Regions from separate parts of the Mus musculus genome. Here region 2 is linked to region 1. Evidence: chromatin loops called from intact Hi-C (ENCODE). Cell type or tissue: left cerebral cortex. All regions are shown on one strand.

Region 1 (4,000 bases):
GAAGACGAATACCTGCTTAGACAATTATAGAAATTTATAGCAGGTTGACATAAAGAACGGATCTTTTTTCCACAAGAGAATATAATCAGATTTCTTATATAGATTCACCATGCTTATTCTGGGTTAGCTCTTGAAGACCGATCTGGGTCCTATATTTATTCTTGAACTTTTGTACTTACAAAAACGAGGCCATGCAAAAGGGTGAGTCAAAATAGCCCAGGCCTTCAGATACAGGCTGTGGAATATAATTAGGGAACAGGATGCTCCGAAACCCTGACACTCAAGAAAGAAGCTCCCATTAATTGTTGCTGTGTTGTATTTGGGGGCATAAATATTTACACTTCATTTCTCATTAAAATTCTGCTTCTTAAAATATTAAGCCCAAATGCTCCGATGGCTGGATAATTAATGACAAACTAGTAGCTCCAACTTTCAGAGAAGTGAAGGTGTGAAGTTTTCACTCTGGGCATTCATACCTTGGGACCAGGGCAAGCCCATCAGTTCTGTTGGGTAAATATTCACTGACCATCAACAGGTGGTGAGCCCTGGAGTGTTAGGGATTTGGAGGACGTAGGAAACAGCTCCAGTTCTTCAGCAACTTCAGTCTTAGAACTCTCCAGCAGCAAAGCCGAGAGGTCTCACCAATCTTGTAGGAAAGCTTTCTTCTAGGTAGGAAGAAGTTGCTGCAATAAATAGGGTGACTGGCAGCCTCTACAGGAGAAATGTGTACCTGGAACACTGTCCTGAGATAACAGAAATAGCACAGCAAGAAGGGCATGGTTTAAGATTATTCAAGGTCAATGGGTCTCATGGACAGTAAAAAAAAAAAAAAAAAAAAGTGTATTTCGCAGACTTGATGGACACAGAGGTGTTCTTTCTAGTCCCCCTCCCTCTACATAGCTGCTGATTGTGATTCACTGGACCTGCATAATTTTCTTGTGCCTTCAAGTCAGTTCCTAAGATGCACTACAGCCCCGTAAAACTCACTGAGTGACCAGCTTGGCATTTTCCTGCTGGTGGGATAACATCTGTTCAAGAACGCTGTCACTAGGAAGCCCTTTTCTTTCACATGTATTCCTTCCCAACATCAGCAACCATACAAATAGTCCACCCAGTACCTTAAAACCACATATTTATACCCTCTTCTCTCTGGACTGTCACTCCTACTTTTGCTTTGAAACAAAACCACTAAACTATTCTTGAGGAACATGCTCTGGCAAGCCCATATAAAGAAAGAATTTTATGTCCTATTATTGACCTCCTGCGAAACCAGGTATGTAGTCTACCACTGCAATTAATTTATAGCACTGACTCTATACATTTGCATATGCATCCACCCGACTAGTTGTGGCATTGCAATGTAATGATCCCACCATACATATCTCTGGAGCTTTTTCCCCAACACAGAGCTTGGATACATTTGGGTACCACTGCATACCATCTGACCTGCATTCATTGCAAAGTAGGTTTCAACCTACTTTGCACATCTCACTCAGAACAGAAATGCTTGGCTTGACTGTGAGGCTGCATCCAGATTCCCATGTTCAGGTCTTGATATCACTTGAGTCATGTTCTACTCCTCAACAGTAGCTTTTATACAGTCACAATTCAAGTGAACTTTTATTTAGTCATAATTGTGTAATGACTCGAGATTTTATCCTGATATTTTATAATTAAAAAGATGAGAGAACATTCAGGCTGGATGGATGGCTCAGTAGTTAAGCCTTACTTAAACCACTTTTACTGCTCCTCCAGAGGACTCAAGTTCAGATGCTAGCTAGCACTTTGTTGGGTAGCTCACAATCAAGTGGAACACCAATTTCAGAGAACCCCACACTCTTTTTCTTTACCCCATGGATAACTACATTTCACTGCACATATCTCAACACAAATGCACACGCACATAATCAAATGCTTCTGCAGAAGATTATTCTAGGTAGCTGGGATCAGGTTCCAAGTCCACACTTGGAATAGCTACTGAGTTTAGAGGACAGGTGAATAAGACTGGGGACAAATCTGGATGAGCCAACCTCTCATCCAAGTGGCTGTAGGGATGCCCAAGGTATATCTAAGGACGAACATTATTGTTTGATCAAAAGGAGGAACAGAAGGCACCCTCAACAGACAAAATGACAACTGTTCATTCCAGTTACCTTTGCATCATGTGTGACACACAGTGAGTGCTTAACAGATGTTCACTGCTTGAACAGATTTGCAGAACAACATCAGTTACATGAGTGCTGGCAGAGGAGCCCAGACCTGTGTGTTTAGTGACTGAAAGGCCACTTCTTTTCTTCAAGACCCTGACAGACATCAAGCTTACACCGTGCAGTCTTCAGTTTCCAGGTTGAAGTTTTCTCCTTATGCTAAGAGCTTCTCCATTGCAGCAATCCAGGGGGCTGCTTTTGACTGCTGCCCACAGTTACAGACAGGAATCTGCTTCCTGCAAAGTGTTGTTTGCTGTGATAAAATCACCTCCACTGAGTGTTCCTATCTTTAAGTCTTTGTTGGAAAATCGTGCAGAGCAATCTCAGTGCAGACACGATCCTGAGCTGAAAGTGGCTGGCAGCACAGGAGAGGGAGGACAGAGGCAATTTTGGGGACATGTGGAATACACTGTCTTCAGCAAGTCACCATGAATGCACTACTTTACCCATATAAAAATTCTGGATTAGTTCTCTACACATGTATGGTATTTGAAAGAGTGATGTTTTTTTCACATCCCAGAACTAAGGACACATCATTATTGCTTATTCATTCTGAGTCTGCTGACCTTTCAGGAAACATGCATGTTCTTTGGCCTTCGTAATATGTAAAATTATGCAATCCCTAATGAAACTTTCAAGTCAGCTTTGCTCTTTGTAATTTTCCACATGTGTCTGCTGTATTTGAACATGTTGGACATGTTCTACCTGACAGCAGTTGATGCTCAAAGAAGCTTGGTCCTCAGTGCGAGACTATAGAGAGATAGATGATTTTTACAGGGTGTGGCTAGTGGAAAGCCATCAGGTTCATAACAGTCCTACTTCTACTGGGGATTCATTCCCTCTAGCAGGGATGAGTCAGATACTTCTATGGGGCTAGCTTCTATAGATGAGGGTTAAGAAGAATCCGTGGGGCTGTCTCCAGTTGTTTCTATTTTCTTATATATGGTTTCAAAGTGTGTCCCCTTAGATGCCTTGTTAAGATGAAGCCAGACACTAGTGCCATACTACTTTGATTTCCCAGAATTAAGAGCCAATAAAACTCTTTATATCTTATCCAGTCTTGGGTGTCCTACGATAGTAACAGAATTAGATGGCTCTTCTCAAAAGAACTGATCCTGTAGCATTTTCCAAGAACATTATCATTGTGTTTCCATTTTTGAAAGATTTTTGTACTTAGTTTCTTACACATGGAATGTGATTGCCTTCCACTTGAACCTGCTCCTGTTCTATCCATCCCAGAAGGCCCAGAAATGGACGTCGTGCTTAGAGAAACTTTCCCACTTTTCATTTCATCTCTTTTGGTGAGAACGCTTCTTTCCTTTTCTCTGCTGAGCTCTCACAACTCTTTGACATACTTTGGATGCTGGTCACTGTGCTCCGTTTTGTATTTTAGCTAAATGTGGTTAATCTCATCCTGCCCTCTGGAATACAGCACAAGGACAGGCTGCTCTGTGCTGTGGAACTTGAATGGGTTTTGCAGCAAGTCAGCTGTAATCAGATCCAAGCACTATTTCACGAGACTCTGGGGAATCAGGGCTCTCTGGCATTACCAGGCTCTTTTTCAGTCCACATGTCTGTTAGTGGAAAGTCACAATGGGATCACCTAAGCAAAGTGATGGCAATGACCTCTGAACTTGGGACAGTTTCAATTCATGACATTCTGCAAACGTCCCTAAGAGATGCTGAAGCCCTTCCTTACTCCAAACACAACCCCAGTTTTACATGGGCTCCTAAGGCTGACATAAACTGCTGCTTTTCTTTGACCCCATTTTTGTCTGTTGTTAATGGCTTTA
Region 2 (4,000 bases), 320 kb before region 1:
AAGATAGTCAAGCATGGGATGCCTGAATGGGTTATAACCTATGTCTGCCATGAGTATCTAGACACCAGTTCCAGAGCCTGAGCTGAGGAGTGTAGCACTTTTTTGGCTGCTCTGTGACAAGTGAACTGTCTTCCAAGGTGTTACAGAAGGACAGACAGCACTTTTCATCTGAGGTTAGAAAATATGAACACTGCAGTTCTCCAGTCCCCAACTTAGCCATGGAACCATCTGCTTTCTATCTAGACTCCCTTTCTTAAACAAGAAAGCAAGAGACTGAAGGCTGTGATGAGGCCAGCCTCTGTCCCCATGACCTTAGGCCCACTGTTTCCTCTCTCTTCGTCTCCTAGTCTTTCCTGTAGATTAGTGACTGGAGAATGATTAAGAGGAAATGATAAAATACACCTAAAAGACATTTTGCTGACTACAAAACACTTGTGAAATTTTGATTATTTAATTTGCCTTTCTGGCTTTTATATTTTATATCTACTTAATGTTCATGTTAATTGTAATTGGGGTGTGCCTGCATCGGAGTTCATCACAGCCACTAAACCTAAAATGAGGGCAGATTTAAATAAGTTTCATCTTATGTGCACTCTCCATGAGTTACGTCATCTCTGAGCCTCACTGTTTCTAAGAATTACAATTTCCAGGATCAGCGTTAACTTTTAGAGTTGTTTTTTCATCTTTGTCTGTTTTCAGACAGGGTCATATATCCTGGGCTGACCTCCAAGTTGCTCTGTAGCTAAAGATGACCTTGGACATCATCTGGCTCTCCCGCTCCTAATTTCAAGTGCTGGGATTATAGACATAAACTATAGCATCCAGTTATTTTAGTGCTGTGGTTCAAACCAGTGTGCTAGGCAAGTACTCTACTAATGGACCTACATCCCTTGTCTTTTAAAGTGTTTTGCTGTAGTTTTACTTTTAAGTTTAGTGTGTACATATGTCTTAAGTAGATATATTTGTAGGGAAGGACAATATTGCTTAATCAAAAACAGAGAAAAGTTAGAAGACAGTGACTCAGCTGGGGGAGAGTGAAGCATAACCAGTTTTGTGGTCTCTCTTGTCTAAGTTGGTCATCTGCACAAAGTGTTTGCCTTTCTATCTTTCATTTTTCTCTTTTTTCAGAATTTGTCCCTAGAGCCTAGTTCAGTATCAAACACTTAATGCATTTTCCAAGATGGGTTTGGAAAAGTGAATGAATGATTGAACGGAATCTTCACAGCTATTCAAAAGAGCAGATGGTATAATTTCTATTTTAACAATTGCGAATCTGCAGATTAGGAAACGTTGTCAGTTTTCTGAAGGTACAGAGGATTCCAGATTGAAATTCAGATCTATGTGTTCTCATTACAGACTTCAGTACTGTTTTGGGGGGGGGGGGGCTCTCCCTCCATCACCACTCAAAGTCCCACTAAGTGTCTGGAAGGTACCCAGCAACCAAATATCATTTTTTTCTATATAGAATCTCCACTGTCTTGGTCAGAGAGATGCTCCTAGTTGGAGGTAGAGTTTCTTTTCCTAGTTTGTATCTTGTAGCCCTGAACTCAGTTAAATGATCCCACCAGGGAATTGGAATCTGGAGGGAGAAGTGTAAGGACACAGAAACTGTAGAGTGTTTATCATCAACTTGGGTCATGGATCAAGTGGCTGGCGTCAGCAGCAGCATCCAAGTCTCAGGATGTGCTCCCAGCGGAGCTATTCCTTGGGTACCATCTTGACATGATCCCTGGAGTCTGGTCCCCTTCATTCCTTCTCATTTTCCAAGCCTGGATTTTCGGCATCTCCCTAGATCCTAGAGGCATCACCGAGTCTTCAGACAGCTTACTTTTTGTGTCTGCGTTAAGCAGCATCTTAAGCAGCTGATGCAAACAGCCTCCACAATCCATCTTCAGGACTGCCTCTGGCATGAAGCCTTCTCAGCTCCCTCCACCCACAGGGAATTAAGTCCATAGCTTTTGCAGGCCGTTAGAATAATATTTACTGGGCCATAGTTTGTCAATAGTTATGTGCTACCGGGAGAGGACTAGAAAAATGAATACATTATTCTTTGAAGGAAAGGCTTAAACATAACAGAAATAGATCCCAAAGGACATCTTTCCTAATTTTTTTTTTCTTTCCTTCCGCATACTGCCTGCTTTTTGGTAACATTCCAGCAGGGGGCGCAAATGACAGTACCTTCAGCTGCCAGACAAGAAGCAGCCTGCATAGGACTGAAACATGGGTCTACAGCTCAGATCCAACACTCTGTTGCTAGTGAAACCTATGACCTAACCTTGCCAGGGTTTGTTTAATGTTTAATATAAATGACAGGTTAACAGTTTTATGTAAAATTTACAGACATCGGTTTCTAGCAGCCTATTCAACATGTCTAAATAACACACGTGAGTGTGCAGAGCGTTTTCCTATAAAGGGACCTCGGAGCTCTCCCACAGACCTGCAGACTATTGGCTTCTGAGTGCTTGGGATAGACGGAAGCTTTGCTTGGAATGTGACTCTCACGAAAGATCTTACCTGTAAGGCCACAACAGGAATGTGGGGAAAGGGGTATGGATGCTATAGTCACTTCCTTCCTCGTGATCTGCTTCAGCCAGTTCGGGATGTCACTGGTCTTTATCTCTGCAAGCAGTTTTAGAATCCCATTTACACCTTTAACTCATTTGCTGAGTTCCAACCCCGCTCTACTGACTGTTCTTCCTGCCAGTGACACAGTGGGGAATAAAACAGATGGAAGCCCTCACCACTGTGCACATCTAGTAGAAGACAAAGCGGGAGAACTAATGAAAATCCCTCCTGCTTAGACTGGTATATGCTAAGGATGGAAACAAAAATCAGGGAAGTGTGAGATGAAAAGTCAGGGTTGCTGGTAAGTTGAGGGGCCTAAGGCAGTTAGCCTGGGCTCTAGTTCAGTGTGACCATGTCAAGTTTCATGATCTGACACAAAATGGTTTTCAGTGTGGGAATATGGAGTTTTGATTGGACTCCGAAATTTCAAATTAATCTCTGATATTTCTCTGTAGGCCTAACTTGTTTTAATTGATGGGTAGGCATGCTGAACACAAGCCTTGCACCAGACCTTGTATTAGGTATAGTGATGGACCACCAAACCAATCAATGATATTACAGACCAAGGTGGAAGGCATCAGTGTCACAAGGGATTGGATCACCAGATCTCTGGAGGGGCTTAGGGAAGATGTCCTTGTGGAGAATTCCTGCTCAGAACACTGGTACCCAGTGCCTTTTTAATTGAACAGTGAATGTGCATACATTTGTGCCAGAAATAACTTGCCTGTGTACCTTCCCACTTCTTTTCCTTGCCTGGATTCCCTCCTTATTGACAATTTCTTTGACTGACACTAACTTTTCTTAAAAAGTATTATTGCATTGACTCTTGAGAGCAAAGTTTTTAGTTTTAGTTTTGTTTTTTTTTTTCTTTCAAAGTATGAAGGATGATTGTACCCTTAGAGGCCATCTTCCAAATCTACCCAGCTTTTCTTGATAGACAGTTGTCCAGGAGATGAGAAAATATTTTGAGTTCCCGATGAACTTCCAGGCAGTCAGATAAACTAGCAAGGTTGTGTGTCAAAGGTGGGAAGTGTTTTTAGCTGTCCTCAGTGGGCTTATCTCAGAGATAAGCCTCGTTCGTCACAGTTCCCTTTTTTCAAATCTTTTGGTCTTTCTTAAGACAATTGTGTGGCCCCTGAGTGTGCTTAGCTATCGTCATCCTGCTACTTGACTGACTCACTTGCTTACTATGCTGAACTCCCCCACAAGGAGACAAGGAGATACGCTCCATGAGAGCGAAGACCTGGAGGTGTATGTTTGCTTCAGTTTCTAGAACACCGTGTCTGTTCCTAAGTACTAGCTCAAAAGAGAAACCCTGAGAGTCTTCATCAGAGAAAATGGGGGGTGGGGAAGGCTCTTCATGGGGGGGAGAAATATTTAAAGAGAGAGGGAGGTATCAGAAAAAAAGGGATAAGAATAAAGCATAGTCAGAATT

Evidence for each region. Hi-C counts contacts between places; a loop is a spot of excess contacts. Peaks named below come from ENCODE experiments on the same cell type or tissue, not always from the same donor. Only the 100,000 strongest peaks of a DNase experiment are listed, where the experiment ranks them.
Region 2: a loop joins it to region 1, with 3 times the contacts of the local background. A loop is called at or near these places in 4 of 42 quality-filtered maps.

The regions. Positions count from the first base shown.
Region 1 is chr5:39,315,188-39,319,187 of GRCm38, reverse strand. LOC115490181 (a long non-coding RNA gene) reads right to left here. Exons shown (of 4, transcript XR_003955907.1): 2 at 527-743. Among named protein-coding and RNA genes, the nearest start is that of Gm40292, 10 kb to the right of the region's middle. In left cerebral cortex, no CTCF peak of the experiment used is centred here; DNase peaks (open chromatin) are centred at 159 and 2,486.
Region 2 is chr5:39,637,819-39,641,818 of GRCm38, reverse strand. All of the region lies in intron 1 of Hs3st1 (heparan sulfate (glucosamine) 3-O-sulfotransferase 1), which reads left to right. Among named protein-coding and RNA genes, the nearest start is that of Hs3st1, 4.8 kb to the left of the region's middle. In left cerebral cortex, a CTCF peak has its summit at 2,150 (motif pointing right); DNase peaks (open chromatin) are centred at 1,897, 2,150, 2,595, 3,745 and 2 more places; H3K4me3 peaks cover 2,612 bases; H3K27ac peaks cover 1,273 bases.